Linked DNA regions of Homo sapiens: region 1 is linked to region 2. A link is a loop called in an ENCODE intact Hi-C map of the cell type or tissue named here. Cell type or tissue: spleen. All regions are shown on one strand.

Region 1 (2,500 bases), 380 kb before region 2:
CCATAATCCTCATCCCACTGCTATTCTGTGATGATGTTACCATTCGCCAGTCTCAGTTTGTATCAGAGCACAGGTTGAGGATTATTTAGCCCCCCACAGATGAGGTGAAGAGCTTCACTGCATGCACAACACTAGGGATCATCTTTTTTTAACTTTTATTTTAGGTTCAGGGGTACATGTGCAAGCTTGTTATACAGGTAAACTGTGTGTCATAGGGGTTTGGGGTACAGATTGTTTCATCACTGGGGTAATAAGCATAGTACAGGAATAATCTTTTTGTTTGTTTGTTTTTTGAGATGGAGTCTTGCTCTGTCACCCAGGCTGGAGTGCAGTGGCACGATCTCGGCTCACTGCAAGCTCCGCCTCCTGCGTTCACGCCATTCTAGTACAGGAATAATCTTAGTTGCTCATTTACTATCGGAGGGAGCCACTTGGGGAAAAAGAGGCCTGCTGCTTTTGTTACAGCAGAGGGGTCTATTGTGTTGAAAGTGATCTTCTGTTCAGAAGGTCTTCTTATCACACAATCCTTTGAAATCTATCTCGCTTTTGAATATTGTGATTTGCCTAATCTTTGAAATGGAAATTTTTCATTAGACACTTTATTCCAATAATCTAAATTGAGTTTAGACATTGAAATGAGAATATTAGAAGCTGAGGAAGGGAAAGAACATTTTCTGGTCCGGGAGAAGAACTCAGGTGTGCCTAGTCCCAGTGCAATGTCTTGTTCAGTCTACCAGGTTGCCTTCTCAAGACTATATTCCCTCCTTGTTATATAGCAAATCAGATAAGGGAATGAGTGATTTCAAATAAAGAGACTGACTGCAGTAATTCTGCTACTGTCTTTGTATTCAAGGATGAATGGGCCAATTTCTTTTTTTTTCTTCTCTACATTGAACTTTTATTATGACAATATGCAACTGGTAATGTGCACCGTGACTGAAAAGAGTTCTTATATAATTTGATTTGGTACTGGCATAAGAATAGACAGATCAACGTTTGGAATTTAGAATCCAAAACTAAAGCTGCACATTTATGGTCAATTGACTTTCTTTTCTTTTTTTTTTCTTTAACTTTTATTTTAAGTTCCAGGGTACATGTGCAGGATGTGCAGGTTTGTTACATAGGTAAACGTGTGCCATGGTGGCTTGCTGCACAGATCAAACCATCACCTAGGTGTTAAGCTCAGCATCCATTAGCTATTTTTCCTGATGCCCTCCCTCCCCTTGCCCCTGCAACAGGCGCCAGTGTTGTTCTCCCACATGTCCATGTGTTCTCATTGTTCAGCTCCCACTTATAAGTGAGAACATGCGGTGTTTTTCTGTTCCTGTGTTAGTTTGCTGAGGATAATGGCTTCTAGATCCATCCACGTCCCTGCCAAGGACATGATCTTGTTCCTTTTGATGGCTGCACAGTATTCCATTCCATGGTGTATATGTACCACATTTTCTTTCTCCAGTCTATCACTGATGGGCATTTGGGTTGATTCCATGTCTTTGTTATTGTGAATAGTGCTGCAATGAACATATGTGTGCATGTACCTTTGTAATAGAATGATTTATATTCCTTTGGGTATATACCCAGTAATGGGGTTGCTGGGTCAAATGGTGTTTCTGCTTTTAGATCTTTGGGGAATTGCCACACTGTCTTCCACAGTCCTCTACAATGGTTGAACTAATTTACATTCCCACCAACAGTGTAAAAGTGTTCCTTTTTCTCTCCAACCTCACCAGCATCTGTTGCTTCTTGACTTTTTAATAATGGCCATTCTGACTAGAATAGGCCAATTTCTAAAACCTTGAGCAATGTATAGTGTTGACTAGAGCCAGTGTTAGATATTACATGATCTTGTAGCTGATGAAGGTCCAGGGATGTCCTGAGGGGCTAAGTTCCACCTTAGTTCAACATTTATTTACTAAGTGCCATTATGTTTGAGACATGGTAGGAGGTATGGCAAGGCAGTGGGTACCTTGTAAACCTACCCTTCCAGTAGCTTAGAGACTAAGCTGATCTGAGAATATTACAGTAGAGACTTAACCAATCATTGAGGTGGGGACAGGAGTTCTCAGAAATGTTTTAGTAAATCCCTCTGTCAGTGTACTTTGAGTGCTTCCTCAGTTGTATGTGGGAAGGGAAACCAAGATACAAGAAAATCTTCCCTCTGACGATATGAAGAGTTGGTGCATTAGGTCAATCACATAGATTTCATGTCACATGGATACTTTTGGTTGATTTGATTGTTTACCTAAATATAGGACATTTCTCTTGGGAATCTGTCAGTTGCTAATTGTATTAGGGACAATAAAACCACAGTTCATGCTCTCTCTGAAACAGAGAGGAGAGAGGCTTCTCTGCGGGAAAACTCATAGCCGTTACTTAGTAGACTCGATGAGAAGAGTGGAAGTGGTTAGAGAGAGAGGTGGCTATGAGGATATCACGCAGGATATACAGTGGGGAGGAAGGTGGAGGTTAAGAGAGAGATGACTGGGAAAATATGCTGGCA
Region 2 (2,500 bases):
TTGCGAGTGTTCAAAGTCCCAAAATAGCAGATGAGTGGGGTAATGGGCTATAAAATTTCGGCTCATCTGAGGAGCATGATACTTTCTCATAATAGTAACTATCATTTATTAAGCATTTCCTATATGCTAAGCATACTGATAATTTCTAAAATATTCTGTCACATCTAATTCTTGCAAATAACCCTGTGAGGTCAAACTGAGGCAGAGAGAGATAAGTAATTTGCTCAAGGGACACGCACCTGCCAGTAAATTAAAGACAGCAAGAATTTTGAACACATGTGTCTGAGGCTGAAGCTCTTAGCCACTAATGTTGCTCTGCCTCTCAGATTTGTTCTCAGACCCAATGAGACTAGTGGAAGTGTGGGTCACATGGAGGGGACAGAGGAATGGAGTAACAGGGCCAGGACTATATAGTTCCTTTGTCTGTATTCAATCATGTTGCCTTGCTAAGCTAGCCTAACCTAAATATTATACGAATTAGACAGAAGGTCTTCTAGACAGTAAGCCTCCATGAATAGAAGATAAAAAGCCATTATACAATCACCTCCTAGGGTTTCTACAAATAATAGATTAGATCTTCTTCAAGCTAGACAGGCTTTCCCAAAGCATGTTCCTTAGCACCCCAGACTCAAGAGATGCTACACAATAAAATAAAAGTCGGTGATCCTAGAGGCGTGAGAGGCCTTACGTCTGCAGCACCCACGCAGTGCCTGGCATATAAGAGGACTGAATAATGCATATGTGTTGACTGACTCCCAAGGAAAACTGTGCAACTTTGTCTAACCCAGTGTCCCGCATACACAGCTCAATGCAAAAGCCTTCTGTCCCCTGACCTAGCCTACCATAGGGAAAGTGGCTCTGTGGTACTGAGGCATGCCACTGCACATGGGGAGGAAAGGGATAGTTCATCCAAGATCCACCTCAATCTAGAGAAAACGTTTAGTTTAAACTTAAGCGCAAATCAAAGTTCAGATAGAAAGCTCTCTTATGCATTAAAATGTTGGGGGTAAAATGTGAAGGCCTTGAAATACGAGAAAACAAAACTGAGAAATTTTACCCTGTGCCTTGGTTTCACAGGGTAATAGGCAGAAACTGAAACCAACAGACATTTCTGTTGACAAGTTCATCTTCTCAAGCCCTACAGCCCAGGAAGATTGTCATATTATTTAAAATAAGCAAGAGACTCCTCACCACAAAGCTAAAGGGCAAAGCAAATCTGTCACACTCCTCAAGGGACACACAGCTAGAAGGGCTCACCTAAATGCAGAAATGCTGAAAAGAAAGGGGGAGGGAAAGCAAGATGCCTCCTCCTCCACTTTCTCTGACTGAGGCTCTGAAGTCTGCTCCTTGCTGCATGAGTGACAAGGACTCGGTCGGCTCTAAAACACCAAAAAATGGGGGAAGTGACACTGGGTGACATTCTCCATGAGAGAGATGAGTAATAGTCTCAAAAAGTGCATGGTCTACTACCCCTACAGACTTTAGCATGACACCTCCCCCACCGAAACAGTGAGCCAGCAACAAATAGCAAATGTCACAGAAAACAAATCTCTTACAGTTGGGTCCCTCCCCAGCTGAGGTTTCAGAGGAGGGAGGCCAGCCAAGAATACAGAAGTGGTGAAAAGTCTGGCCATGTAAACCCCTTGGGTGCTTTTATACACAGGCGCTATAACTGAGCATCCCTAAGTGCCAAGGCCTACGTTAAGTTTCTTTTTAAAATACTCTATCTTATTTAAATAAATGTAGAGGGCAGTCACAATCAGCTTAGTTAATGATGCAAACACTGGAAACCAAAGGGGGTCAAAGAAGAGATGTACATTATACACACATATGAACACACACACACACACACACACACACACACACACACACACACACCCCTTCCGCCATTCCTGGTCTATTATTTTATAAATGAAGAACTTCAGAGCAAGTAGTGCATTCAAGCAAGCCTGCCTTGTCTGAGTACCAGTAGAAAAGGGATGTTTATGTGCTGATGACAGATGAATGATTAGGGCTCTTCTAGCTTGATTTTCAGGTCCCGAGATGGTGCCACTTCCTTATTTCCCCTTCTGCTGCTGCTCCGAGTCACTGCAGAGCTCTGGTCACGTGCACACTAAGTGAGGACACCTCAGCCAAACATTGGGCCCTAGGGACAGCAAAGTTGTAGCTACTGACTATTATAAAAGGCTATATTTCTTAATGATTAAGTAGAAGAATAAAAGAGATTAATAAGGGGGAGAAAAAGACTATTACTTCTATCTAATAGTTACTCAGTAAATGGTATTGAAAATTCATAGCACATTGATACAATACTGACTCTGGAGGGAAAATACAAAGCAGGCTTCCAAAGTATCCAAAATAAGGTAATTTTCATTTTCATTTCATATCTAGCAGAATCTGATATTTGCCAGGTCAGGGGTCTTTTCACTCAGGCCTTATTATGATATGGGATTAATAATGCTATCCCTGGGATAATCCTTCCACTTTCACCACCATCAAA

What was found. Peaks named below come from ENCODE experiments on the same cell type or tissue, not always from the same donor. Only the 100,000 strongest peaks of a DNase experiment are listed, where the experiment ranks them.
Region 1: it touches region 2 in a loop (5-fold over the local background); 99 of 110 quality-filtered maps call a loop at or near these places.

The regions. Positions count from the first base shown.
Region 1 is chr1:173,196,412-173,198,911 of GRCh38, reverse strand. The region is part of intron 1 of TNFSF4 (TNF superfamily member 4); the gene reads left to right. Among named protein-coding and RNA genes, the nearest start is that of TNFSF4, 9.7 kb to the left of the region's middle. In spleen, no CTCF peak of the experiment used is centred here; no DNase peak of the experiment used is centred here.
Region 2 is chr1:172,818,055-172,820,554 of GRCh38, reverse strand. No RefSeq gene overlaps it. Among named protein-coding and RNA genes, the nearest start is that of FASLG, 160 kb to the right of the region's middle. RefSeq lists an enhancer at 1,028-1,477. In spleen, no CTCF peak of the experiment used is centred here; DNase peaks (open chromatin) are centred at 1,478 and 2,084; H3K4me3 peaks cover 1,259 bases; H3K27ac peaks cover 2,500 bases.